Regions from separate parts of the Mus musculus genome. Here regions 1, 2, 3, 5, 6 and 7 are each linked to region 4. Evidence: chromatin loops called from intact Hi-C (ENCODE). Cell type or tissue: left cerebral cortex. All regions are shown on one strand. Region 1 overlaps Prr5l (proline rich 5 like). Region 2 overlaps Trim44 (tripartite motif-containing 44). Region 3 holds the start of Slc1a2 (solute carrier family 1 (glial high affinity glutamate transporter), member 2). Region 4 has its middle 2.2 kb from the start of Fjx1. Region 5 overlaps Ldlrad3 (low density lipoprotein receptor class A domain containing 3). Region 6 has its middle 28 kb from the start of Traf6. Region 7 overlaps Trim44 (tripartite motif-containing 44).

What was found. A loop is a pair of places that touch in the nucleus more often than their neighbours do. Peaks named below come from ENCODE experiments on the same cell type or tissue, not always from the same donor. Only the 100,000 strongest peaks of a DNase experiment are listed, where the experiment ranks them.
Region 1: it touches region 4 in a loop (2.9-fold over the local background); 10 of 42 quality-filtered maps call a loop at or near these places.
Region 2: a loop joins it to region 4, with 2.9 times the contacts of the local background. A loop is called at or near these places in 8 of 42 quality-filtered maps.
Region 3: a loop joins it to region 4, with 2.5 times the contacts of the local background. A loop is called at or near these places in 3 of 42 quality-filtered maps.
Region 5: a loop joins it to region 4, with 7 times the contacts of the local background. A loop is called at or near these places in 16 of 42 quality-filtered maps.
Region 6: it touches region 4 in a loop (4-fold over the local background); 15 of 42 quality-filtered maps call a loop at or near these places.
Region 7: it touches region 4 in a loop (2.9-fold over the local background); 2 of 42 quality-filtered maps call a loop at or near these places.

The regions. Positions count from the first base shown.
Region 1 is chr2:101,713,954-101,717,953 of GRCm38, reverse strand. Prr5l (proline rich 5 like) reads left to right here. Exons shown (of 9, transcript NM_175181.5): 9 at 488-3,669. The coding sequence ends at 888. Among named protein-coding and RNA genes, the nearest start is that of Traf6, 38 kb to the right of the region's middle. In left cerebral cortex, a CTCF peak has its summit at 2,127 (motif pointing left); a DNase peak (open chromatin) is centred at 2,121.
Region 2 is chr2:102,300,869-102,304,868 of GRCm38, reverse strand. It overlaps Trim44 (tripartite motif-containing 44), which reads left to right. Exons shown (of 5, transcript NM_020267.2): 5 at 365-4,000. The coding sequence ends at 392. Among named protein-coding and RNA genes, the nearest start is that of Gm34268, 56 kb to the right of the region's middle. In left cerebral cortex, no CTCF peak of the experiment used is centred here; a DNase peak (open chromatin) is centred at 2,123; H3K27ac peaks cover 2,011 bases.
Region 3 is chr2:102,657,198-102,661,197 of GRCm38, reverse strand. Slc1a2 (solute carrier family 1 (glial high affinity glutamate transporter), member 2) reads right to left here and starts at 2,509. Exons shown (of 11, transcript NM_001077514.4): 1 at 1,897-2,509. The coding sequence starts at 1,913. LOC115489466 (a long non-coding RNA gene) reads right to left here and starts at 1,890. Exons shown (of 2, transcript XR_003953884.1): 1 at 1-1,890. In left cerebral cortex, a CTCF peak has its summit at 2,392; DNase peaks (open chromatin) are centred at 2,045, 2,402, 2,830, 3,271 and 4 more places; H3K4me3 peaks cover 3,074 bases; H3K27ac peaks cover 3,837 bases.
Region 4 is chr2:102,451,975-102,455,974 of GRCm38, reverse strand. No RefSeq gene overlaps it. Among named protein-coding and RNA genes, the nearest start is that of Fjx1, 2.2 kb to the right of the region's middle. In left cerebral cortex, a CTCF peak has its summit at 2,395 (motif pointing right); DNase peaks (open chromatin) are centred at 2,408 and 3,758; H3K4me3 peaks cover 489 bases; H3K27ac peaks cover 296 bases.
Region 5 is chr2:102,028,801-102,032,800 of GRCm38, reverse strand. All of the region lies in intron 4 of Ldlrad3 (low density lipoprotein receptor class A domain containing 3), which reads left to right. Among named protein-coding and RNA genes, the nearest start is that of Gm39888, 39 kb to the right of the region's middle. In left cerebral cortex, a CTCF peak has its summit at 1,969 (motif pointing left); DNase peaks (open chromatin) are centred at 1,975, 2,538 and 2,891; H3K27ac peaks cover 566 bases.
Region 6 is chr2:101,704,470-101,708,469 of GRCm38, reverse strand. No RefSeq gene overlaps it. Among named protein-coding and RNA genes, the nearest start is that of Traf6, 28 kb to the right of the region's middle. In left cerebral cortex, a CTCF peak has its summit at 2,168 (motif pointing left); a DNase peak (open chromatin) is centred at 2,202.
Region 7 is chr2:102,313,164-102,317,163 of GRCm38, reverse strand. The region is part of intron 4 of Trim44 (tripartite motif-containing 44); the gene reads left to right. Among named protein-coding and RNA genes, the nearest start is that of Gm52521, 51 kb to the left of the region's middle. In left cerebral cortex, no CTCF peak of the experiment used is centred here; DNase peaks (open chromatin) are centred at 423 and 1,859; H3K27ac peaks cover 683 bases.

The sequences.
Region 1 (4,000 bases), 740 kb after region 4:
CCAGCTCTAGATTTGTAAGCTCACACCACTGCAGCTGGCCTGAGCTTGCTTGTTCCTGGGATCAGACTTAGGTCCTGGGGCTTGCAATACAACCACTTTAGTGACTGAAGTACCCTCCCCAGCCCTCCTGAGTAGCTTTCTGAAGCCCTGGCTAATGTGTATGTCTTATGAGAAGATGGTGAATTAAAGGCCAATTCAGTGAAGCTCAGACCTCACCAAGAAATGGGGTGGGGGCATTGCACGCTCATTCCATCCAGGAAAGTTTTAGGTGAGCGTTTACTATAGGCTTCTGAACGACCTGGTTCGGGATCTGCTGTAAACAGGTAAAACTGCATGACATTTAGATAGCCCTGTTCTCCATTGCACTCAGTAGGGCTCCACTAAAGCTGTTCCCAGAAGTTACTCCCTCCCTCTTCCAGGGGAAGTTTCCGGTCACTGTTACCACCAGTCCGCCAGATCACAGCTTTTACTGCTTTTTCTTTTGCAGCCAGGAGGCATTCCAGGGTCCGGCCCAAGGTGACTGTCCTGAACTATGCCTCTCTGATGACCACGGTTGGCCGGCCACTGAACGAGATGGTCTTGACCCCTCTAACAGAACAGGAAGGGGAGGCATACCTGGAGAAGTGTGGCAGTGTCCGGCGGCACACAGTGGCCAACGCCCACTCAGACATCCAGCTGCTGGCGATGGCCACCATGATGCACTCAGGGTTGGGGGAGGAGGCTGGCGGCGAGGACAAACACCTGCTCTTGCCACCCAGCTTCCCCCCACCACACCGCCAGTGCTCCAGTGAACCCAGCATCCTCGACAGCCCCGATGAACTGGAACTAGAAGACGTGGCAAGTGGCAGCCAGGAGGACTCAGAGCTGAACTGTGCTTCCCTCAGCTGAGCCGCCACCTCCAGGAACCCGTTCCTACTTTAGAGCTAGGATGAGGGCACCTCTCCTCCTCCATGGATCACCAAGGGGGCTCTTGCATTGAGCAATATTGCCTTATTTACTTTAGGGCACAAGCCAAGTCTTCATGCCTTTGGGAAACATCTGTCGGCCTCCCCACTCTGGTGTCTATGACTGGCTCCTCATACCACTGTTTTCCTGACTTCCAGCCTTGCCTGACTCACCGGGATCCTTATGTTTGGGCCTTCCCCATCCTATTGGACTGGCTGATGCTCCTAGTTTATAATGTTCTGGCGTTGTAGCAGAAGGTTGGATGACACACAAGCATCTGAAACGTGCCAGCCTCTGCGGTTCCCGTTATCATCTTAGGGGGCAGAAGCCAATGGGTGGAAAGAACAGTAGAGGTTCTGTATAGCATGGAAGTCAACTGCAGCCCATATCACACCTGGTCCTGGGAATGTGTCCTCATCACTTTAATTGCAGAGTTACTGGGAAATCATTGTGCTACTCTGTGGATGAGGGTTCATTCTTATGTATGTTCAGATGTCATGTGCTGTCTACATCATGAGCTTTGGCTTAGGAGAACCTACAAAGCTGGCAGAGTTTTGTCTTGCATTGCGCCTCTCAGTGAACCTTCTCAGTAAATGGTGCCTTACCGTCACTCCAGTTTCAGGAACCAGCCACATTTCTGGTGTGTATATGAGAGGGTGGCTGATAGCAACTGACTTAGACCTGTACCTGGATTTCACTTGAATTTATAAAATGTGTATTGCTCAAAAAAAAAAAAAAGGTTTGCAAATATTTGCACATAAGATCTTGCACTGTTCATTTCCAGTGAGTGTGTTTGCAGACTAAACACAAGTGGACCCCTTCAAAAGGCTACCGCTTAGCTCCGAACAAAAGGATCAGTCGTGGGCAGGACTCACATACCTCAGCTCTGGAGGAGCTAGCACTGTCTGGAATGGCCTGTGTTGTAAGTGTCTTGGCCTCTAGGGAAGGTTTGTGCTGGCCTCAGGAGACTGTCTCATGAGCAGGGAAGTGTTGTGGCCGGCTGGACTGTGCCTGCTTTAGAGTAGACAGAGAGGGACGTGGGCATGTTTTATTTGGAGGGATGTTTATTCCCTGAGATTACAGAAGTACCCAGAAGTGTCTGGGATCCCTGTCACATCTGTGTCATGTTGTTATTTGAAGCATCAGACTTTATTACTATGCTAGGTCCTCACTACTGCCCCCTGCAGGCTGGGGAAAGGGAACTTTTTGTCTACGCTAAGTCCCTGGCTTCCTCTTAATCGGTTGGTCTTGCTAATTGAAGCTCAGAAAAATATAGATGGTCTCTCCCGACCCTGTTTGTGGTGTGTGCTGGCCTATCAGGATCTGGTTAGCCTTTGGAATTTTTGTTGATGAAATCTCAATACATAAGGCGTCAACAGGGGGCTGGAGAGATGGCTCAGGAGTTAAGAGCCCTGACTGCTCTTCCACAGGTCCTGAGTTCAATTCCCAGCAACCACATGGTGGTTCCCAACCATCTGTAATGGGATCTGATGCCCTCTTCTGGTGTGTCTGAAGACAACAGTAGTGTACTCACGTATATGAAATAAATAAATCTTAAAAAAAAAAATAAGGTGTTAACATGAGAAGAGGCGCTTCAAGCTCTTCTAAGCCTTGATGGTGTCTCCCTTTAGGCAAAGATCTGAAATATGACTACAGTTGTGCTGTTGATGGGTTCTGCTTTAGAAATTGTATTTTTTTTTAAAAAAATGTTTTAATTTTGTCCATCCTAGAGATAATAACGAAAGAGAAATGTCTGCATGTGTGCACACACACACATCTTAGATACACAAAAAGAAATGTTCAGATTCCTTTGAGAATTTCAAATGAAAAATAATCTTTCTGTATGTGGTGTCTAACATCTACAAGGTGGGGGCTGGAGAAGTGGCTTGGTGCTCAAAGGCACTTGCTGCTCTTGCAGAAGGCCAAAAGATGTGATTTAGTTCCTAGCCCATCAGGCAGCTCACAGCCACATGACTATAACTCTAGACCCAGAGAATCTGATGTTCTTCTCCTCTGAGGGCATCTGAATGCATATAGTGTGTGTGCATGAACACAGCACTGGACAGTACACTCTGGTGTACACACTTGCGCACACATATACACACACAATAATTTTTTAAACTCCATAAAGTTATTAACATGTCAGCAGGCAGAGCATTGCAGTTTATTTAACTGATGGCCAGGTTCTTGTTAGAACACCAAGCACACACTTGAGATTATTTATTGATCGAGGCAAAGTAATTAGTCATGTTTGGGTTTGCTTTTTTTGTTGATAAGATTAACAATGTGTGCTTTGTAAATGCCTTTTTCCTTATCTTCTATGTCTCTGTCAAGGACAGAAGTTGTCAGTTTAATACACGAGCTCTTGTGTTGAAAGTGTCCAGGCCGTAGAACTTCATTGCTACTGACTTTACACAGTTTACAAGTTTCTCTTTGGACATATCTGGTATTATTACAGAAATCTCCCAGATTATACACATAAACATTTTATGGACATTTTTTGGGCATTTAAGCCATCAGGCCTATTGCAAGAGTGCCTCCTGTAGCAGTTTTAACCAAATTTCATTCCCCTGGTACCGTGGAGCTTTATTTTGCTATTGAACGCCAAGCTGAATGTGAGTGACAGGGAACAATCCCAGCTCTGGGCTCTGCAGAAACTCACAAACTAAACTCCTTTCTGGTTGTCTGTTTTCAAAATAGATACAATAAACATTGTTTATGTCATGGGTGCTGCTGTACAGAATGCTTCAAGTGTGTTTTGGTTGAATTTGCAAGCACAGTAAAGCTGGCCACGGTGCCTTCTGCCCTCAAAACTCCTCACACTGTCTGTGTGCTACCTGTTCCTTTGTCCCATGGTCTCCTCTCCAGAGTCAGGCCCTTGGTTTCATTGGCCATCCTTGAACTGGTTAGGCCAGTTCTTTCTGTCATGGAAAAGCATCTGATCTGTGACTGAGATAAGAAAACACTAAAATAGCCCTTCAAGGCCTCTTTTAAAACACAATCTTAAAATACCCTAAGCTGGGTAGTGGTGGCACATACCTTTGGTCTAAGCACT
Region 2 (4,000 bases), 150 kb after region 4:
GGAAATAAAACTGGTTTCTACCAGCAGTTTATTTTGTTAATTAAAATTTTAAAATTCAGTCTGACAATCTTCCTGCTCTTTTACTTACTGGTTGTATACTGGGCATTGTGTATTTTACACGTGTTCTTAATTGATTCTCCCAGAACCCAAGATAGTAAGTCCTTTTTTTTTTTTTTTTTTTTTTTTTGTAAATTTTCATGACAACGGTAGTTAAATTTAGAAATCAGAAATCAAAGCAACTAAGACACTTTGCTGTGGGCCTACTGCTCAGTCATGATAGAAGCAGCACAAAGCTGTCAACCTGTACTGCGTTGCCTCCTTTCTGTGACGTTTGAACTCACTTGCTTCTCCTTTTCCTTTGTAGCGGTGCCAGTGAAGAAGAGGACACATGAAGACTTAGCATTCCCTGCAGAAAACGCCCCTTCCCCGTGTGTGTGTGACAGCGTGTATGTAATGGCTTCTGATATCTGTGAAAGCTGCCAGGCAACAAACTTCTTCTACTGGAAATGTCCCCAGATCCACAGCAGGCACACATGTTCCCAAGGGACCAGGGGTTGTATGCATTCTGACTGTGTGCTTCTTGTTCTCTGTGGTAGGTCATGGGAAGAGCCCTTTTGATCAACTTGGAGGGCTCTTCAGCTAACCCCCCAATGGCTGCTTTGAACTTACTCAGGAAAGCCAGCCCCTGGAATATTGTGCAAGTCAACACTATCACTTCCTTAGGAAGGTTCTAGAACATCTCGAAAGGATATCAGTTTTCCTTACCTGCAAACAGAAAACAAACCCACTTTGTTTGTACTGAAGCTTAAAGCAAATGTGGCCAAGTGGGGCCAAACTGACTCAATAGGCAGTCTGTCATAGTCCAGTTCTGCCTCTGTGAAAAGTGTTAGGGCAACTGGGTTAAAATAGGGTTGGAGAAAGAGTCCAGAGCTAGAAAGAAGATATTTTTAGTATGTGAGGTTATCTAGGACTTAAGTTTCATAATTCAGTGCTGTGGAAATGGGAAAATGATTGAAAAGGTAGAAAGGAAATGACCTTAAGGACTGGGGTGAGGCACAGAAATCTGATTAAAGGTTGAAATCAGTGTTTCAGAATTCAGATTGCCTCAATTTTCCAAAATGGTCACTAAAGCATCTGATAAAACCCAGAATTCTTCGGCCAGCTGTGTGGATTAACAGGCCTGTCACAACATAAAAGGCTGGCATGTATATTGGCAGGTGGAGATTGTCACTGTAAAACTTAGCAGTTTCACTCCGAGGTTAGTCTATGGTGGTCAGTGCACTGTGAGGGGAATCCTTGTCCCTCCCTGGCAGCTAGCAAACATTCCTCTATTTACTATAATTGGAATCCTCCCTTCCCCTGCAGCAGGCCGTCAGCTCACCTCACACAGCCCAGTTTTCTCTTCATGTAGCATGTCCAGGCATGCTCCAGAGCTGGGTTTCCTGGCCTTCCCACACTCCCAGATCACAGTCTCTTACAACCATGCTTTTCAGGATCCAGGAAGTAGTAAGTGTGCTGGGAGATACCCAACTAACTGCAAGCTCACAAGCACCACATCTTCTTGAGACATCAGTTTTTCTTTCCAAATGATTTGAAGTCAAGAGATGACCATATTTTTTAATGGAACAAATGCTTATGTTATACAAGAGAATGTTCATACACCTAAAGTGCTAAACTAAAATAGGAAACTTGGAAGGAAACTCATATTTGTAAGTGGACAGTGATTCTATCTCCTCTGCTTGTGTGGTATTTCCATGTTCACTTTGAGATTTTGTCTGAACTGGATTCAGGCAGCCTTGGGGTTGCTGTTGATCAAGGTCTAGACTTCCAGATCCAAGGAGTCCACCTTGGAGTAGTACATCTCCCTTTTCCTGTCAGCCAGCTTGCCTGTGTACTTATCACAAAGCTTTAGGGGCAGCTAACATGTGTATGTACAGGATAGTTCTGAGGCAGAAACAGCATAGACTTATTGTAGGAGTCCTATTTATGTCATTGTTCAGCCCTGTGCATGCTAGAAAATGATTTATCCCTTTGAGGCCAGGAAACTGCCAAGCCACTCTGCTGTAGGCTAGGATTACTGAAACTCACCACACATACAAGGATATTGGGGCAGAGCGGAGTGTGAGATCTAAAAATATGTATACTTTCCCCAGCTGGTGGCTAGTAGATGGCTTAGACAATTTTGGTGTCTTACCATCTGTCTGCAAAGACTGGAGAATTTAATACATCTTGAGTTGACAACCTCCAGTGATATCCTGTTCTGCCAAAATTTTAAAAGAAGGGCCACTGTAGAAAGAGTGTAAACTATCACAAGATTGAAAAGACTTGACAGTTTGGAAGCTTGTCTTGTCTTTCTCAGTAATCATTGATCTTTACATGTTGACCTTATATTAGCAATGAACAGATCATTGCCTCTCCACCCAATCATGCTATTTCTTTAAATCAGTATTTGGGGAATGCAAGCATTTATGCAGTGGTTATAAACAGAAATATAAGATTTGCCAACCTGTCTCTTTAAATTACCATCTCTCTGAAATCCTCAAGGAAAGCATTTTCCCTTTACTTAGTAAGGGTTTCAGATTCACTTTATGGGCTCCTGCTGTCTTCAACACTGATAAAACTTTAACCAGAAAAGCATTAAACACAGCACAGCAGCCCCTAGCCCAGATCCCTAAGTTCCTAGTGGCAGCATTTATCAATGTAAGAACAAGAATACTTTCTGTACTGGTATCAGCTTCGTCCTCAAAGCTATGACCTCTTACTTGGCCTTGTGCCCCATAGTGAACGAAGCTTCTTGCCTTTCCAGGTCAGTGTGAGTTAAGATTGTCAGAGTTGTATGTGTCCTGACAGACTGTGGACAGCAGGGTTTGCCCAAATCATCAAGTGATACAGGTAATGAATGTCTCTAAAATAAGTTGGGTCCTCCAAACAAGTCCTGGATACCTTCTGAATGTTAAGTTTCTGAGTGCTGAGAGTAATTTGTTCATTGGTTTGGTTTGATACCGTTATATCTATCTAGGGCAGTTCCAAGAAGTGCTTGACTTCTCAGCTCTAACAGCCAGTAAGAGTAAGTAACCTTAGTACAGGCAATGAGCCTCTGTAGATGTGCAGAGGACAAGTCACTTGTCTGTAGTTGCTAACAAACAATGGAACCAGTTTTGAGCACAGCACTCCCTGCTCTGCAGTCAGCCCTCTGCCCCACACCATGACTCACCTACAGATTGAGAGAGAGAAAGGCTTTCAGTTCCCCCAGTGTAGTATGCCCATTCACACTCGGAATTCTTTTTCAAAGACATCAAGATGGCCTTAGTACTCTGCTCTAGTAGATGTTGTAAGTATTCATTGTTCCTTCCAGGAGCTGGATTTTTGGTACAGTCCCCACAAAGGAAAATAAAGGCCTTCAAGAGTGTAAAGTTTTTAGACAGAGTTGGAGGTAATGGTAGTCTTCTAACATTATCTAAATATCTCCTGCTTCATTACTATAGAAAGCAACTCTTCATGTTTTAGGAAACCCAGCTACCATGTTTGTACTCTGAGAAGGTGCCAATACAAATCACTAATTTTGGACTCCCTTCCTGGAGTGTGTGTGTGTGTGTGTGTGTGTGTGTGTGTGTGTGTGTGTGTGTGTGTGTGTGTAAATGAGAATGAGATTTGTACACACCCACATATTCTATACCACTTAATTAAGAGTTAAGTGAAGTTCAAAGCAGCCCCTGGTGATCTTACTTAACACCACAAAGTTTTCTACTAGGTCCATGAAAGTATAAACAGATAATTGGAGTGTGACTGCTGGCTTTCCAGAATAACCCACTTGTGGTAGATGTCAACTCTTACAGCTCCAAGCCAAGGTGACGACAACCCAGCCCTCTTCCACCATGTCTAATAACATGGGACATGGTAGATGCCTTGTCATTTGGTGACCTGGATCTGGGCCCGAGTTTAGAGCTGCAGAATTTATAACCTTGTAGTAGTCAGTGGTCTAAGAAGTCCTCTCTCCCCA
Region 3 (4,000 bases), 210 kb before region 4:
TCTCCAAGGCTATTTCTGCCTCTTTATCTCGACCAGAGAGCCCAGCAGGTCCATTCTACTGAACAGAGACTCTGCAAAGGCTTCTGGGAGAAAAGAAGGGTTTCCAGAATGTTTCCAGCTGACTGATGACTGCCCCTAAATAATATATTTTTCTACATTTGTTTCCGGTTTTTAGATTTTTTTTTCCAATTCTTTCATCTCTTAAATACAAGTTCCTTTGACAATCATTTCCTAACCTTGCACAATGCACAAAGGTGGCACTAGCTGGACTAGTAATGGTTTCAGTCCTGAAAATCGCACCTGCTTTACTCTGAATGTCAAACCATTTGGCAGCCATGGATGGAGTTTGGGGGTGTTTGTTGTCCTCTCTTTTCCCCTCTGGCCACCAGAATCGACAATAAGTTGGTTGCAGCATTTGGAAGACAATATTTTTCAAAGATGTTTTCCAACTGAGACTCTAAAGGCAGAAATAATTCAGGAAGGGTCCTGTAGATAGCCTGAAATACCTTTATACCCATTCTAAGATGAAAGCCTTTAAAACCAAACACAGAAGTGTGCTGATGTTAAGTCATGTGGGCTCCTAATATGTAATTCTAGAGATATGTTTGAGCACATGATACTGCCTTCCTTGCACACAAGCACCAAAGTAGAGCACCTTTTCTGATAAGTAACCACTCCAAAGGTCCACACTGGTAAATAAGCAATGTGAAGAAATTTTATGTCAGACAAGATGCGAGGCATGTTTGGAAAGATTCGTGGGATGAGAGAAATAGATGAATAGGTTCTTTCTCTTGGATGAAGATGGGCAGATTTAGACGTATTTTCTTTGTCTGAGGTTGGAATCTCGATGTCTGGCTTTAAACACCATCTTTCCACTCACCACCCACCACCTCACCGAAAGTTGGCGGAGTTTGATTTCTATTAAACATGCCCCCAGAAAATGCCAGAACCAAGGACTCGAGTATACAGTCCCGAGAAGACCCTCATACTTGCTTTTGAGGTCACATGTAGGTTCACCGATCTCTCCAAAGCAGCTAGTGCCATTTGTGAAGTAGCCCAAAAGCTGGGGTCCCTAGTTATTATTTTTATTCTGTTCTAGGCTCCGGGAAGCCTGAGAAGTGCATTTGGGAGACAGGACCAGGATACCTTGGAATGAGTATTCAAGGGACTTGTGCATCCCCCATACTCTCCCCTTGCTAAATACAGTTGTCCTACCACAGAAATGATCATCATGCCAACTGCAGCCTCAAGAGGCGAGGGGCGCCTCCAAGGCCACAGGCAAAATAAAAATGCCAGTGATAGTCCAGATAGTTTGGAAACTCTTGCTCCAAGCTACAGGTTTCCTTCCCTCCTCTCGGGAAGCACCCAAATCTCTTCCACTCTTCCTTGCAGCTCGCCAGGGAAATTCTAATATCCAAAGGCAAAGACCTCTTGGGCTGGGGTCTTGCCATCATCACCCCACACACACACACACACACACACACACACACACACACACACACACCCGTGCGCGCCCAAAGCTAGCATTCAAGGCTGTGCGCTTCTCTTCGCCCCGCCCCGGCTCTGATCCTGGCTCATTCATTCCAACTGGTCCCCTCCTTGCAGCCCAGGCAGTGTTTCCTGCAGGCTCCGTGGACAATTCTTTATTGTCTTTAAATCTCTGAAGTAACCTCCACGGTTTCTTTTCACACTTTTTCACCCCTTTCCGTTAAATCCTCCCGGTCCTCAAAAGACAGCTAGTCTACCAAAGAAACCAGACCCCTTTCCCACCACCTCCAGCGCTCTGCTAGGGTTTCAGGGGTCCAGGGTCACAGTTCTCTGTCCCCATCTGGGATAGGGCAGCACCACCCCGCGCGCGGCTCCCTCTTCCCCATGGGCACCCAGAAAAGCTCTCACCCCTCTGTTGATGCCATGGCGTGGGGAACGCCCCCTCCTCCCGGGCACGGTCTGGAGACGGTGGCGGCGAGCTGGGTGAGCCCGGAGTGCGGCGGAGAGCGGTATTTAACGGGCAGCCTCTCTCCGCCCTCGCACCCCCCTCCTGGGTAAGCCCTTTAGCGCCTCGGCGCGCGCGGGAGGCTGCTGCGGGCGCTAATCCACGTCCCGGCTTTCCACCGCGCGCGGTCCCGTGAGCGGCTCGCGGCCAGCGCTCCGAGGGGCGCTGCGGGGATCCTGCACCGGCTGCTGCGAGGTCGCGCTGGCCGCAGGGCTGCAGGAACACACTCCCCGCTTCCCAGCAGCCACCTGTGTGTGTGCGTGTCTGTGTGCTTCGCCGCGGGGCAGACCGGTACCAGGAGTGGCCGGCACCGAGCGGGATGGGGAAGACCGGGAGTGCGAGTGCGGGGGAGTGTGTGCGTGCGTGCGCGTGTGCTGGTGTGTGCGCGCCGGGGGAGGCGGTAGAGGCCGCTGCGCCCTGGCTCGGCGCCGGCCGAAGAGGGATTGCAAGGTTTAGCCCAGCCGGAGCTGGGGATTTGCAGGCGATCCCTCTCTATTTTTGTCCAGAGCTGACATCACCCGCGCCGCAGCCTGGGGCGACTTCTTTAACTGTCGCCCCTGCCCCCCATCTTTAGACGTTGTCCCTTTTCTGTTGTCCCTCCCCCACCAGCCTCCAGTCATAAATTAGAAAAAAAAAAAAAAAAAAAAAAAGGCACCGCCGGTAGTCCGGGAAGGCTTTGGAAAGCCAGTGGCAGGATCCCAGGGTCTAAGGAGTCGCTATTGTTTCCTCTCGAGTCTGAGTGGCCCTGGGTCACCCTGTGCTGGGCCAAGCGCTGAGACCCGGGATGCCCCTCCGTCCCCAATCCTTGGAGAAGCCTTGGCACTCCCCATCACTCCCTGGACATCTGCTCGGGCTCACATCACACAGGCCGGCACACCCACCCACATCCTACCACTTCTGAGAGTAGAAGTCCCACTGAATCTGAGCTGCAGAAACACTCAGGTGACCGGAAGGAAACGCGACCCAGCTGCGGGTCCTTCTTTACCCGGGCCCGAATAAATCCCGGACATTCAATCATTCGTCTAGATTAATATTAATGTGGTTCCCCGAGGGCGAGCAGGGTGTGAGGGATGCCATAATTTCTCTCTCTCTCTCTCCCTCTCTCTCTCTCTCTCTCTCTCTCTCTCTCTCTCTCTCTCTCTCTCTCACACACACACACACACACACACACACACACACACACACACACACACGCCAGGGCCAAGGGCTGGAGACGCATCTCCTTCACCCACCCAGGGCTCAGTTCTCAGCAGGCCTCTGAGCGTGGGGGGAGGCGTGCAAAGACAGATGGGCTTCTGCCTTCTGCGAGGGAGAGTCCAAGCCTCCTGCCCAGCTTTGCATAATAATGACAAGTTCTGCTCAGCTTTTATTATCTCGAGGACTGGGACACACCAGACACCTACAGGTCCTCCACCTGCTGACCCCGTGGCCACCTAAAAGGCAAAACCTTCTTTTCCTCTGCTGGACATTGGGACTCAAACCTATCACCTCTGCAGGGCCCAGATAAGAATTAAACAGACTCTACTGAGAGGTTTAAAAGTGTAAACAAAGATGTCAAAAGGTGTGAGCAGGTCACTTGGGACCTGCTAGGCTCCTCTGAGCAGCATCTCAGAACTCCAGCATTCTAGTTTCTTTTCTCCTTCTTTTCCCCTCCAGGATTCTAGCCCAGAGGCTTTCTCATCCATGCTCCACATCTTCGCTTCTTTGCATGCGTGGCAAACTGGAGGGGTCACCTTCGTTCTCAATAAGTAACTGAATGAACTGCATTCAAAACCTGTTCTGTTAAACCAGCTGTGGTGCTGTATGCTTGGAATGCCGGTGCCTAGCAGGCTGGGGTAGGATGTTCTCATGTTTGAGACAGGTGTGGGCTACAGAGTAAGCTCATGCTTCAGAAACCAAAAGAAGAAAAAGAAAGTTCCGTTAACTTTAGGGGATCTTTGGAGGGTTGTTTCCTGGGCAAAGGAAGACTAGGCACATGAAAGAAACGAGGAGAAGAATGTGGGGTGG
Region 4 (4,000 bases):
TGAACCCTGAGGAGCCCAAGAGCACGGCGCACGAGAGTTCGTGTCTTCTGAAGGCGCTCCTACAGGTTCATACCCAGTAATTTTCTGCCTGGGTCTTTGTATGACCAAAAGAGCACGAGATGTGGAGTCTCTTTTACAAAGACATTAATCCTATTCACGAGGAGATCATGACTTTTATGATCCAGTCACTTTCCAGAGGGCCCTGCAGCTAATACAGTGGCATTAGGGTTGAGAATTCAATACTTAAGCCTGGAGGGAACACAGCCACCCAGCTCATAACAGCACAAACAATGGAATTGTAGCTGCGAGTTAGAAAGCTGGGCAAGGTCAGTAGTATTGGCCAACATTGGAGTCATGGAATCACTTTGGGATCAGAGTAAACTTCAAGGACCCTCTTTTCCCTCTCTTCTTTCTGTTTATTTTGGAGTGTCTTGCTTTATTATTAAGACAGGGTCTCACCATTTAACTCAGGCTGGCCTTAAACTTACAATCTTGCTTCCATCTCCTGGAAGGAGGGGTTGACTTGTGGGCACCAACACATTTTCTCTTACTTTTGTAGAAATATCAAAAAAAAAAGTGCACTTGGGCATCTCTGTCTTTGAGAAGAGTATGTAACTCAGCAAAAATCAGAATGAAGGAGGCCAGGTGGAGATGCAGCAAGGAATGGGTTGCCTAAAGCTGCCTGGAGGTTCACTAGAGCCAAGCACATGATGAGTGTCTGCCTACGGCCAGGACTACAGAGAGAGCCCATCACCATTTCACTCACTAGGAACCCTAAAGCATGCTTCAAGGAAAGCTTAATTTGAGTTGAATCTTTGATTTAATGCAACCATCTTTATACTTAACATTGCCTCTACCATTTATAATGCACAAAAGGTGCCAGAGCCTTAACTCTGTCACTTGGCAGCCATGTGACATCAGGCCAGTAACTTTCTGGTTATGCTTCTGTCTTGCCATCTCTAATGGTGAGACAAGGATAATATTTGCTTGGAGGGCTACATGGATTAATAAAGCCCATACTGGGCTGAGTCCCACACCACGCCCAGAAGAAGTAAGGACTTAGTAAGAGTCTGCTAATGCTGTTGTTATGGTTACCGTTAATATTTCACCTGAGCTGCATAACAACCTGTAAGTTTGGCGCGATTTATTATCCTCATTTCTCAAGTTGAGAAATTGAAATGCATGGGAGATAAAAACTAGCCCAAGGAACAAGTCAGAAAATGGAAAGCCTTTCAACCTCGAGCCTCACTCTTGGCTCCCAGCGCTCGTGCCACCTTTCCTAAGTTGCCCAGAAAGTGTGGTTCTGTGAGCCTGACCATTGTTCACACAGGACTTCAGGCAACTGTGAATATATTGGAGGTCTAAGCTTAAGGAGTACTAAGAGATTCTTAAAAGAGAAAATAGGTTCTTATTTGGGGATCCCTACGCAACTGCTGAAGGTCTAAAGAGATGATGTTTCCCCATCTCAGAGCCCCAGAGAATGCAGGGGTGCTTGCTGTCTTCAGGCTTCAAATCTAAGGAGCTACAAGGGCAGTCAGCTAGCAGGAAAGCAGAGGCAGGTTCTATAAACACTGTCTAAAATAATCAAACATTGCTATAACTCAAACGGCATACCACTCTGCAGGGTGTGTTTGTGTGTGTGTGTGTGTGTGTGTGTGTGTGTGTGTGTGTGTGTGTGTGCTTGCTTTCTCTAGCTTATCCCTCTGTTTTCTGCAGTTCTGCATTTTGACTGTTAAAGCGCTTCATACATCTCATCCTGGTCATGAGTACACTCGGGCCTAGGGCTAAGTCTGGTTCTGGGGCTCAAACATGAAGTCCACTCATCATCTGAGACATGAGATCTTAGCCTGGCTCTTCACGCCTCCTTTCATCAGTACCCTTAGTGTGACTGTGAGAGTCTGGAACTTGGAGTGGCTGGTATTAAAGTGGACTTTCCCAGACTAATAATCTTGCTCCCCTCACATTCAGTCCCTCACCAATATTATTTTTTCCTTTTAAGAACTTGAGAGAAAAGTTTCTTTGTATCCTGTAGCAGTGAGATATTTAAACAAACAAACAAACGTGATGATGCTACTTGAAAAGCTTCATCTCGTTCTAGGTGAATCATTGCATCATTGCTGAATATGCGCTCAGTGCCAGGCTTTGTGCCCTGGCCACTGTTACACAGTGGGCAAGAGAACTCCCCATGCAGGGTACCATAGTGGGTCACTAGGCACTACACAGTCACAGATTCTGCCAAGAGCCAAAACCACAGAGTCACCAAGCACTGTGAATTGCCCCGCTGCCCTCGGGACATAACTTGGCCCACGGTGGCATTTAGTGTTCTGAGTTTAACTTAATCACCACTATAAAATGTAGTTCTCTAATTAGAGGATATTCTGATTATGCCCACAAGGTGGAGATCTTGCTTACAGTTTGCCCACACTAAACTCAATGCAGGGGGAAAAAAACACCTAAAAGTTACATCAAAAGACAAAAATTAAATTCAATGAATCCAGTTCTTATTTCATGTAATATACTATATTAGCTGGTATATGAAATAAAAATTTGATAAGAGACAGTCCCTGCTCTCTAGGGAAAGACAGGGGGAAGCTTGCATGAGGCAAGAAAAAAAAACTTTTTAATGAATTAATATATTGTACTGGATCCATATGGAAGGCACTGTAATCCTTTTATCAGATAAGCACTACAAGAAGCCCCGTGGTTGGGAACACATTTAAGAAAGACCCCACACTTTCAGGTGGCACACAAGGTACCAGTGGGAAAGAAACCCAGGAAGGTGTATGCCTTGGGTCAGCCATGTTTTGGAAGGTTAATGTATCTACTCTGTCACAAACATTTTACATTGTCTACCCTATAACTCCAGAATAAATATACACAGCACAGGCAGATGTAGCCCAGCTGAAACCTCGCATGTGTTCCCAGGAGAGGAATATAGGGAAAGGAAACACACACACACACACACACACATACACACACACAATGTGAAAGAAACCGATTTTAAACTCTGGCTGTAGGACTCGGGGAGGAGTCAGAAGAGAACCTGCTTAGCATACGTACTGTCCTGGGACAGTTCCCTGGCAGTGCCAGCTCTGGCTCTCAGGACCCCTCACGGCTCTGATCTTATGACTAAGAATCTCCAGTTTGAAATATGGGATACAAGAAGGGAAAGGAAAGATTCAGTTTGTTTCCAAGAGATTTGCTGGTAAATTAAATCCAAGAAAGTCTGGAGGAAGATGCATCAGTTTTTATAATGTGTTGGTTTGTTTTTTTCTTCACTGCCCCACTTCCCACTAGTCCTTTTTCCTTTACACTAAACTAGTAAAACAATTGTTTATTTTCCTTTGTTTGGGAGAAATTTATAATTGGGAATAAAGTGACTGACTAAATGACAACTTAAAAACAAGGTGAGAATGTTGACAATAAGTGTTTATATCTATCTAGATATCCCTATCTCTACATATTGAACTTTCTTTAAAATGGGAAAGCCAAGTGGCATGCGACCAGGGGACCTGACTTGGCTGTCCAACTTGCACAGCAAGGTTTAATTCCAAGCATCCCTGAGAAAAGTCACAGAAGTTAACCTCATTGCTCTCAAGCCTGCAATGATCCATACCGGGGAGCTTGCATCTGGAGAGAGGTTATGGGTTCAAAGTCATTGGCTACAGATGGTTCCTCTCCCAGCTGGAGTCACATCCTCTAGGGCTCGAGACTTTCCGGGGAATTTACATAAGCCAGCGTGAATCACACCAAGTGAGGTAGCAAAAGGACTCACCCTGACCCCTGCCTGTACTGCGGTGGGGGGCTGTCTGAAGTTTTCAGATCAGACACAGTCCAAAGGAGGGTACAAGGGGATCATCCCACTCCCAACAAGAGCACCGGACACGCCGCTACTCCCAAGCCCTACAATTGGTCTCTGCCCCCGCCCCCGCTCCGACGCCCCCGCACGGACGCCCTCAGTTCAGCCTCCTCCCCGCCCCGAAGTCCGGGACAGAACGTG
Region 5 (4,000 bases), 420 kb after region 4:
TCTAAGCAGAGGTTTGCAGTTTCAATCTGGAGGTGGGCAGGAGTCTGTGAAGAGGGAAGCGGCTGCTAGGTAGAGGGAACAGCAAGGTGAGGGAACCCCCATTGGAAGAGAGGAAGTGTGGGGATGCCTGCCTGTAGTGCCCACCTGGGTCAGGTGGGGGCTGGTCCTAGATACAGCGTACGATCCTGACCTACATCTCTAGGGTACTGGGAGGTCAGGAGTGGCCCAGAAGACATTTGGAAGGAAGAAGCAGATGCGCCTGAGCCAGGTGAGACCAGAAGGCATTACAGGGCTCTGGTGAGCTGTTTTGGTCTCACCACAAGCCTGCAAGGCCTTTCTGTAAGCCTGAGTTGGAGCTGAGGTTTCTCTCCAGCCCCCTCTACCACTCTGTTACTGCTCATTGCCCTCTACCGAAAGTCTGAGTGCTTAGACCATGCTAGGCACCTGTGATCGTTTGCATATGCTTGGCCCAGGGAGTGGCCCTATTAGAAAGTGTGGTCCTGTTGGAATAGGTATGGCCTTGTTGAAGTAGGTGTGTCACTGTGGGCGTGGGCTTAAGACCCTCACCCTAGCTGCCTGAAAGTCAGTGTTCTGCTAGCAGTCTCCAGATGAAGATATAGAACTCTCAGTTCCTCCTGCGCCACGCCTGCCTGGAAGGTCTCATCTTGATGATAATGGACTGAACCTCTCAACCTGTGAGCCAGGCCCGATTAAATGTTGTTCTTATAAGAGTTGCCTTGGTCATGGTGTCTGTTCACAGCAGTAAAACCCCAATTAAGACAGCACCCTGAGTGGTGCTTCTTGTGACTCACCCCCTGTGCCTCTCACTGCTGCTGATTAGGAGCTTCTGTGGCTACGCTATGCTGTGGTATCATTGCACCACTCCTGGGGACTGTCAGCTCTGGAGTCTGAAATGCATTGTTCTCTGAATTTTAATCAAAGCACTTGATCTCCTGTTCTTCCAGTGTCAAGACTCCAGCATCCCAGATCATCCACCCCGTTGACTAGACAGAAACTTCTACCTGTGCTCCATCAGCCCTGGCTTCTCTCAGGATGCTCTTGTCTGACTTTGTCCCACCACAAGTGGGCCCAGTGGATCTCAGTGCACATGGATGGGAGGCTGTGCCTGTTACAGTGCTTGGATGAGGGATGCTTGCATTTTACACAAGGAATTACAGTGAAATGAGAGGCAGCTTGCAAGCAAGTTTTGGCCATGGGGGTTGGGGACGCTTTTCCTCTGTAATGTCCTCCCGCCTCTGGCCTTCTCAGATAGGGCAGGATTGGTATTTCTCTGTAAGGGAAGAAGTTGTATCATGAATGACAGTAGTTGGGTCCTGAAATTAACCAGTCATAAAGTAAATAAATACATTGGTTACTTTGGGGCCAAAGGACAATATACCAAACCAAGAAACAGCACCAAGTTTTTTTATGCTTAGCTTTTCTGAGTGAAATAGTATTGCTATTACTGGGGACAATCTGCCCTTTTTAAAGGACTGTGGTATAATACACAGCACACGGAATCTTCCATCTTCCGTGGTTTGTTTGTTTGTTTGTTTTGAGACAGGGTTTCTCTCTGTAGCCTTGGCTGTCCTAGAACTCACTTTATAGACCAGGCTGGCCTCGAACTCAGAGATCCGCCTGCCTCTGCCTCCCAAGTGTTGGGATTAAAGGCGTGCACCATCACACCTGGCCTTCCTTGGTTTTGAGGTGCAGCTCACCAGTGCAGAATACCGACTCCACTGGCTTACTCACATTTTGAATCCAGAAGAGAATGCCCAGATGTGTGTCAGGTCAGAACAGAAAATGAAAACAACTGTCTCTGGGCTGTAGAATCTGGAGTGTTTACGGAGGCTGCATGGTTTGTACCACAAATCTTGTCTCAGTGAACCCACCTGGGCCTGGAGCAGGGTGGGTGAAGGGAGGCAGGCACATCTGCATGGTTTGGAGCATGTTCTTGCGCCATCTAGTGTCCTTGGGGGCCTTAATCTAGCGGCTCCCGAGGCAGCTGGATTTCCCTGGCTCTGGGAGGAGGCTGCATAAAATCCCAGTGGCTTGAAAAGCGCACCAGGGAGATGTTTGTCTTTTTAGATCATTTGGATTTTTTTTTTCTTTCCCCAGCTCTGATCCCAGGGAAATTTGCAACTAAAATTGTGTTTCATTAACAGTCAGAACAGTTTGTCCCTTTGAAGCTCAGACAGGGTGAGATTAATATGAACCCGATATTAAGCTATTAAGCATCAATTTGGCAAACCTATTTATAAAAGAGCTGGAGATAGAAAATAAAGAAAGTCACATTAAGAGGCTTGTCTGCCAAATCCACTCTCTATTCTGAAAGATGTGACTTAGTAACCAGTCTCTGTGTGAGAAAGAAAATTGTGTGCGTGGGTGTGTGTGCGTGTGGGGTGGGTGGGGGTGCTTGTGTGGGTGTATCGACTGAGCATGGCTTTTGATGACAGGCACTTACTCTGATACTGCCATTGCCCCTAAATGGTGTCCCAGCCAATGTAGACTGACTCCGTATTGCAGCCTTGCTGTGAAACAGCTGGAAAGTGACTGAAAATGTCTTGCCACCACAGTGAAGACACAGCCACCCCAATGTCACAGCACGGTGCATTGTTCACGTGCTTGTGAGGATGTTGACAGGGTTAGGTGTAGAAACACGTGGCACCATGCAATAGTGTGCCAGTCAGTGACAATAATAAACAACTGCTACTGGCTTCTGTCTGTGTTGGCTCTACTTCTGTTTCAGGGCGAATTCCTGCTCCTCACACAGTTTATTGTGGAGCAGGATGTTGTTGGGCCAGCAGCAGCAGCCTCATACGGCCTGTGTGTGCCATGCCTTTTGAATGCATCATTTTCTCCTGTGCCTGATTTAATCCCTTGGTGTTGTGTTCACTGTGCCTGTAGAAGGAAGACGCTGTGCCACATATCAATGATATGCAGCCCAGATGCCAGAGGACTCCACCATCTGGGTGTGCGCAGAGGCACAGTATCATGTTCACAGGACAATGCAGTTCTTGTAATGAACTGTCATTAAGCCTTGGAGTAGTAAAATAATTAACTATTCATTATGGCTCGTCTGTTATACAGTGTCATGTGCCCAAGTACTGGATACTTTGCATTTAATCCACACAATGGTCCAAAAGAGTACATGTTTTTATTCCCCACTTTACAGGGAACAGAGGCAATGAATGGTCAAGGATTTTACCACAAGTTGCAAGCCCACTGTTAATATTCTGTCCAGATGATGGTGTTTGCACCTTCTGTCCTTTATCCTTGGAGCTTCCTGCTGCAGCTGCAGTTTTGTCACAGTTGTATGTCATATTTAGCTCTCAGTACCCACCTCCCCATGAACAGAGATGTCACTTATGGGACATGCTGTTGGTGCCTGTGTTTGGAGTTCCTGTATCACACACAGGCTGGGAGAGGATGTATGAATGGAGGGAAGATGGCAGCTCAGGGATGCCAGGTCTCCCTGTCCCTGGCTCCCCTGCTTTGTGACCTGGACAAGTGACTTTCTCCCTAGAGCCTCAGAGCCGTTCCTATAGGATAACAAGATGGCTCTGTTGGCGTGCTGATTTGTGTTCTTTGTGAGAGGATGGACAGGCAGTGGTTACAGTAGCACCATGTCAGTAACAACTCTCAGGCACCCTGAGTTGTGCCCCTATATTTGCCCCTTTGGAAAGTAGGATTGTCCAACTCCGGTAGACAGGATTGGTTCTGGTGAGCAACACTGAGAGTGGAGGGCGTTTGGCTTTACCACCTCTTCACTTTCAAGTTCCCTTGCACTCATGGAAAGCATATGTGTGTGCATACAGCCACATGCATATTGACCTTGATAATTTATTTTTATCTTGTGTGTTTCTGTGCATGTGTATGTGCAAGTGCATGTGTTTGTGTGGAGGCCAAGGACAGCCTTGGACTTGTTTCCTCCTCATCTACAGCCTTTTTCTTTTGTTGTTGTTGTTTGGTTTTTGTTTGCTTGCTTTTTCAGACAGGG
Region 6 (4,000 bases), 750 kb after region 4:
AGGCTGGTAAGAGACCCTGTCCCAAACCAAGGTGGATGGTGCCGGAAGAATGACCTTAGAGTGTGCTTCCTGGCTCCCTCACACATTCACCTGCACATACATGGCCCCCACCCCTGAAACACAGAGCAAGAGTATAGAGTTGGGACATCTAGCCTTTCTCGCTCATATTTCTTGATGGCCATAGTTTTTAACTCCCCAGGTGGATATTGTGTCACAGAAAGCAGGGGATCATTTTGATGTTTAAACAAAGTATTTGAATTTTTCAATTAAGAGCAAAGAATAGGATGTGAGAGCTTACTGAGCTTTTATGATAAACTTCTAAGAGATGCTGTTAAGAATGACTAGTTTTGAAGGAAAATATGAAAAGTCGCTTAGTTAAATACTAGGAAGAAGTGACTGTCGTGTTCCCACACATCCAAGGAGGTCAGACATAAACTGAATCTCCCTTAGTACCTCCTCTGCCTTAAGTCATTGGTTCTTGTTTTTGAATATAACTGCTCCAACCTGAATTCTCACCCAGAGGTGTGGAGGGTATTTCATAATTGGCTGTGTTTACACAACACACACACACACACACACACACACACACACACACACACACACACACACACAAAGGCTGGAGTGGCACATATCTTTAATCCCAGCACTAAGGAGGCAGAGGTAGGTGGGTCTCTGAGTTTGAGGCCAGTCTGATCAACATAGTGAATTCCAGAGCAATAAGGGCTACCCAGAGAAACCCTGTCTCCAACAATAAAACAAAAAAACACAACAAAACAAACAAACAAAACCACAAACAGAATAAGTAAAACTAAAAGAATTAGGCTAAATTCAAATAGCCTCTTCTTCCAATATTTAACAGATCTTTCCAAGAATGTTTGCATTTTCTAGGATTTCATGTGTTGGATTCTCTAGTTTCTGTTTTAGAGCCTGGACACTGTGAAGTTGTGTGTTAGTTAGTTTGGGTCAAATATACAGCTTCCAGGGACATTGCCATTTTCATCTGTAACCAGGTAATCTCACTTTGGAATTCTCAGTTGTTTTGAGCGTGCTTCTCCTGCCGAGTTCTATAAGCCTCTGTACCCAAGCACTCATTGAATCAGCTTTGCCTTATGGTTCATTCACAAATTAACGAACAGAGCACAGTCTTTGACACGCTCCAGTTTCTACACTGGTATGAGAGTCTTGCTTTTAACAATCCCATTTGATGCTGATGTGTTTGTACTCACCCCTCCTCCCGTTGCTAGTGACTACCTACTCCTGCTGCAGATGCCCGTGAGCGTCCTTAGAATGAAGATTTCTTTGCCCGCGCCCCTTGGAGTCTAATGCAGCACGTTTGCTACAGGTTTGGCCATAGGTGATCTCGGTAATGGAGACAGCTTCTTCTTCACACTCCTCTTTCTTCTCCTCTACCCTCTCACCTCCTCCATCCTCTTCTTCCTTCTCTTTTTATCTTAAGTGCTGGTGACAGAATCCAGAGCCCTGTACATGCTAGGCTAGCACTTAATCACTAAGCTACGCCCTATTGCTTAACAGGCATTTAAATGAACGAGCACCTTGGGGGAGGTCCTTTGCTCAAACACCTTGAGAAAGTCACAGTGAACTGGATGGGCAAGGATGCTACCGCCATATTGGTTCTCGCTCCGAGGGGACAGAGATAACTGCAGCTAAACACTGGGACCTCAGAATGGACTAAAGCCAGATAGTCCATTTTCCTAAACAACAACTTGTACAAAGCAGGTCTTAAGTGTGAACCCACCATCAGCTGCGATAAAACAGGGATTGGGGGTGACCATGAATCTGTATGTATAAGTTGAATTACATGGAACAGCTAAAATTTAACTCGTAATTGACTTTCAGAAATGTCAGTGTATGGTATGATCTAATAACTTCCCAAGTATTTCTAACTTGAAGCTATTTGGCAACCAATTGGTGGATATGATTGGAGAAGGCTCTCCAACGGTTGGAGAAAATACCTCATAGCTTTCACTGGGCTTAAAGCAAAAATTGAGGACTTCCCAGAGAAATGAGTCCAATACAACTTCTCAGGTACAACCTCAGGAAAATGTATGGAGCAATTAAAGATACAGGGCCCCCTGACTAATCCTATTTCACACTTTTTTTTTTTTTTTTTGGAAAGGCTTTATTCTTCAGGAGTAGAGTTCTGCTGCCACCTACTGCTGCATTGTTCTCGTTCTTTTTTTTTTAAAAGAGTAATACATTTTTATTTTATTTTTATGGGTATATTGCTTGCAACTATATCTGAACCACATGTGTGCTCATTGCCCAGGGAGACTGGAAGAGGGCATCATATTCCTTGGAACTGGAGTTACAGATGTTAGTTAGTGGTCACGTGGGTACTAGGACTTGAAGGTGGGTCCTCTGGAAGAGCAGCCGCCTCTCAGCACCTTCTACGTTGTTTGTACATTGGGTTTGCTCTGTCGTCTTGTCAGGTGATCTTCTAGTCTGGAATTTTGTAGATGCTAAGTGACAGAGGAGTATGATAACAGGCTGAAAGGGAACCTTAAACTATTCTTTTTTTTTTTTTTTTTCCCAGTTCTGGGAATTGAATCTCCAGCCTCAAGCCTGTAAGAAAAGTGCCATAGCCCTCATCTTAAAGTCTATCTTGAAATACACTTATTGTGTCTGGCTGCCTGCATGTGTGGAGGTCAGAGGACATCTTGCAGGAGTCAGTTCTCTCCTTCCACGATGTCTTGGGATGTCTGGTTTACCATCTCATTGGCAGGCTTTGAACCCGTATCTACACCCTGAGTAGCTGCAAGACCAGGCCCAGATTTATTTACTTACAGCACACATATTTCCTTAAGCTTTTAGCACAGGGTGTGGGGAGAACTGCCTCAGCGAACTCGGCATCGTTCAGTCGAGTACATCATAGCTTTGGGGTCCTGCAGTTCTGAGGAGACTTGCGGAACAAGACTGCCTGGTAGATAGCTGAATGCAAAGCAAAGCTCTGCTCATCTCTTACCCCCCGCAGAGGAACCCAGTCTTGCTCTGTTTACAGGTCTATCCTAGTACGTGGTGTGCCTGTCATTTGCCTTCTCCCTTGAACAAGTTGTAACATCCGTTGGTCCCCTCATTAAGGCTTCATAAAATGTTTTACTGCATGTGATCTTAGCTAAAAGGCAAGCAGCAGCCAGATTTTATAAGATTAATGGACACTCATCTGGTATTAATATGAGCATATCGTTATTATTTTTCAGGATTTGGAAATCTGCCTTTTAGTGTGGTTTTATTATTTAGCTTTGGTGGTATGAAATCTGTGATCAGACCTAGTTTTATATTACATGTAAAATTTTCTACCTTGACTGCTATAGTTTGGATCTGAAAATGTCCCCTAAAGGACATGTGCTTCAGCCTGAGCAAAATTTGGAGAGAATGGAATTTGTAAGAGGTGAGGACTTGCTGGGCAGTAAGGTGGCACATCTTTAACCCTAGCACACGGGAGGCAGAGAGAAGTCTGTGAGTTCGAGACCAGCCAGATGACAGAGCGAGTTCCAGAACAGTCAGGGCTGCACAGAGAAACCCTGTCCTTGAAAAAACCAGCAACAAAACAACAAACAAACGAAAGGTGGGGACTGTTGGAGGAAGGTGGCATTAGAGATATGTACATGGAGGGGACTCTGAGGCCCACCTTGCTCCTTTGCTCCTTTCTAGCATGTGTGCCGGTCCACCACAGACCCTTGTGCAACCAGAGGCCCAAAGCAACAAGGTTAGCCATGGACTGAATCGTCCCACACCATAAGATATAGTAAACCTTTCCCACTCTGGCTGCCTCAGGCACTGTGGAGAAAGCACACTCACTGACTACAGAATCTTCACAATCAAAACAGCAATGGCCCTGAAAGGAGTCTTTAATCTTCCCTCTGAAATTTCACAAGCCAGACCTCCATCTTCTGCACTGTTCTCAACATTATCTTCCAAGCTCCTACACAACATCCCACAGAGCTCTTAACAACGAATGGATCTTCAAGTCCGAAGTTCC
Region 7 (4,000 bases), 140 kb after region 4:
ACAAGTTACTTTGGCTCTGGCAAAAAGGGACCCCCAGGCTCTGTTTAGAAGCAAGTGTCTCTTCTTCCAGACCCTCAACATTAGGACACTGGCTCTTGACACACTTTGATGCTGAGTCTCAGACCAATTCTGTTCATATAAGTACATTTCCGCAGCCTAATGCCTGCCTACTTCCCCCTCGAAGAGTTTAGATTGAGTTACCACTGGGTATTTGTTTTTCTTTTTTCCTAAAACATCTGTTTGTGCTGTCTTGGGGGAATGTTGCACAGAATGTAGCCTGAATATTTTAAACATTGCTCTTGTTCACATTTTGAAGTGCTGGCAGTGTGGTAGACGCCATATGGGGCTCTGACACCTTTCTCGTCTTCTATTCTTTCCCGTCTACATCCCCCATCTTCTTAAGAGACATTTCAAAATGACCCATGAAAAGAAGCCTGGGAGCTGCTGATGAGTCACTTTCAGCCTACTCTCCCATGCTTTATCTCTAGCTATTCTGGACTCTTCACAGCCCTGTGACCATGCTAAGCTGTTTCACATCTTCCAGAGTTTATTCAAGCTGTCCCTCCACCTGGCATGCCTCCCTCCTGACCCCATTGTCTTCCTGGAAAGTAGTAATCCATCTGTCAGTAATGAGTGATAAAACCATTTCTTACTTGTTATATGAGAGTCGTCACTTCCTTCTCTTGAAGTGTGCAGACTACTTACATTTTTGCACACTGTAAGGTACTTAACTATATTTCATTCCTTTTTCATTTGCACATAGTAGGGGTTCAGCTACTGTGAGATGAAAAAGACAAGAATAGAAGTTACAAAAAAGATTTGAATGTGGCTGAGTAATAATTATTAGGCATTATGTTAAATACTTTCCATCTTTTATTTATTTAATACTCATGTTTTCATTTTCCTGAATAGCCCTGACACAAGCACTCATCATTTTTTTATCCTATCATCTTGTTTCCCTTTCTTCATAGCACTTTCTACTCAGTACAATTAGTTTGCTTATTGTTTCCTCATTGGAAATTAATGCTCCATGAGAGCTAAACCCTTGTCAGTCATTCTCGTTCTATAAGGCAGCACCTATTAAAGTGCTTGTCTTAGTCAGGGTTTCTATTCCTGCACAAACATCATGAACAAGAAGCAAGTTGGGGAGGAAAGGGTTTATTTGGCTTACACTTCCATACTGTTGTTCATCACCAAAGGAAGTCAGGACTGGAACTCAAGCAGGTCAGGAAGCAGGAGCTGATGCAGAGGCCATGGAGGGATGTTCTTTACTGGCTTGCCTCACCTGGCTTGCTCAGCCTGCTCTCTTATTGATCCCAAGACTACCAGCCCAGAGATGGTCCCACCCACAAGGGGCCTTTCCCCTTGATCACTAATTGAGAAAATGCCTTTCAATTGTATCTCATGGAGGCATTTCCTCAATTGAAGCTCCTTTCTCTGTGATAACTCCAGCTGTGTCAAGTTGACACAAAACTAGCCAGTACAGTGCTTAATATATTACAACTGTTCAATGAATATTTTCACTGAAAGAATGAATGACTTGATGACTTTGTTCCACAGATCACTAAAATAATGGATAATGAGGTTAAATGGCTTTGTCAAAGGCACATAATTCAGATGACAAGTCTGGTCAGGAATCCTGGTCATATTCTTATGTAGGTAATGCTAGCATCGTGTGCTGTCTTCCTTAAGGGTTCTCCAAATAGATAGACTTAATAGCACTAGAGGTCTTCTTTTCTGTCGGATGCAGTTTCTGCCTTGAAGTTCCACTTCCTCCACCTTCGCCTCATCAGCCAAATGAGGGATATGCTACTAAGAGAATGTGTCCTAAGTGCCAAGCCTGTTACTGAACTATGGGCATGTGAGGACACATCATCTGAATTTAATTTAGATTCCATTTTCCAGAGGAGAAGAAAATGAGCCGAGCTGAAAACTACTACTGTAGAACTGAATAAAAAGCACACTTGGTGCTTCTGACACTGGACAGACAGAACTGAAATTGACCTGGTGGACTCCGTTCTAAATGTCCTGAGTGATTCTTTTTCTCATGTGTCTTGGTGGTGGGTCTTTGGCATGACTATTTGCTGGAAGCTGAGGGAAAAGGCTGCCTTTCAGTAAGGTTATAACAGGAAAGTTGAGACAAGCTATAGCTATAAAAGCTGAAGGGAAAAAATAATGTAGCTGTTGTCTTACCCCCTTTTGACATGTCTGTTGGGGATTCTTCATAAGATGAAGACATTTTCTAGCAATTGTCACCAAAGTGAAGTTTTGAGTCTGCCAGGGCCTTGGAAAATCTTTAGCATTGAGGCATTAGCTAGAAGCTAGTTGGGTAGATGCCAAGAGATTAACTTCACGAGCCTTCTAATGGATTGCCTAACCATCACTGAGTTTCCCTGCCAAGTGTTAGAAACAATGAACAGGCCTTGGTTGTAGTTGTAGTCCTGCCTAGCTCTGGGACCTTGAGATGACACTTTCTTATTTTTTTCTTCATTTTCTTTATCTATAAAATGAAGTATCCCTACTGCTACACAGTTGCTGTGAAAACTGAATATAAAAATGTGAGCAAAGTGATTACCTCAGTATCTAACAAATAATTACAATATTCCTATAGTGAATGCTTGTAATGTAGCTGGGCCCTCTTTTAACAGTGTAGAAATTTACTGTTTATGTGTGCTAGAATAGAGTCTTGAAGATCAGTATGTGTTTTTTTTCTACTAGTGGTCACAGCCACATTCCAGTGTAGCTTTCCCACTACTGGATCCAAGCTTCAGGTGACATTTCATCAGAATGAACAGTGACTTAAACACTCTTTCACCTGGAAGAATGTTTACTCTTCCAGCCTGGAAGACTTCATGACAGACATTCTTACCTCTCTCCTACCATGGGTCGTTAAAGCCAGGGGTGAATGATTCAAACTCTTGCAATTGGATCTCTCTTGAGACTAGCTCACAGCTCAGTTGCACAACCCTGGAAGATTCCAAACATGTAGCTATTTAATATGGAAGCAAGATGAGAACTTTCTTTTATGGATATAAATTGGCTTTTGAAGTTTTCTCGTTGAAGATGTTAGATATAAGCTTGCTTCTGCTATGTCTTTGGGATTGTTTGCATGAAGATAGCCTCCATGGCTCATATATTTGAATACTTAGTCCCCAATTGGTAGAGCTGTTTGTGAAGGGCAAGGGGTGACCTTGTTGAAGGAGGTATACAACTAGAGATAGGCTTTGAGGTCTCAAAAGTCCATGCCATTCCCATTTAGCTGTCAAGATAAAAGTTGTCAGATACTAATTCAATGCCATGCTCGCCTGTCTGCCTGCTGACATGTTCCTCACCATGATAGTCATAAACTCTAAACCATCCAAAATTTTAAGCCTCCAAAACTCTTTCTCCTATAAGTTGTTTGATCCATGCTATCACAGCAATAGAAAGGTAACTAAAATAGCCCTCAAAGATAAGAGTTTTACCAGTCCATTGACCAGACCTGCCCTTTATCAGCAAGGCTGTTCTTTTATAAGAGCAGTCATTGTTTGTGATATAGCATTTTAATCTACTCTTAGTATTGGAGTGGTTATATAGACCTCATTTTTTTTCAACCAACTAGAAAAGAAAATGGGCTTTCTGTTTACCTGTAAAACCTGTTAACATAGTTGCCTGAACAATGTCTCTAGGACCAACAAGTGACATAGTCTGCTAGAAAAGTTTCTCAGAATATCCATTCTTTATGTGATGATTTCAGTCTTTTAGATATTCATAAGGTGTATGAAGATTATACCTTGTTCACTCACATGCACACATACACACACGTGTGTGAGTGTGTATACTCTATATCAATATATTCTCTAGATAGAGAGACCATATATATACATATATGCTAATCTCATTTAATTCCTTTTAGCAACTCTTTAAAATAGCTAGTTACTAATTTGTCCTCTATTTTCAAGTAAAAGCACAGAACTCAAAAGCTCTACTAACTGGTAGAGCTGTGACTCAAACCGGGTAT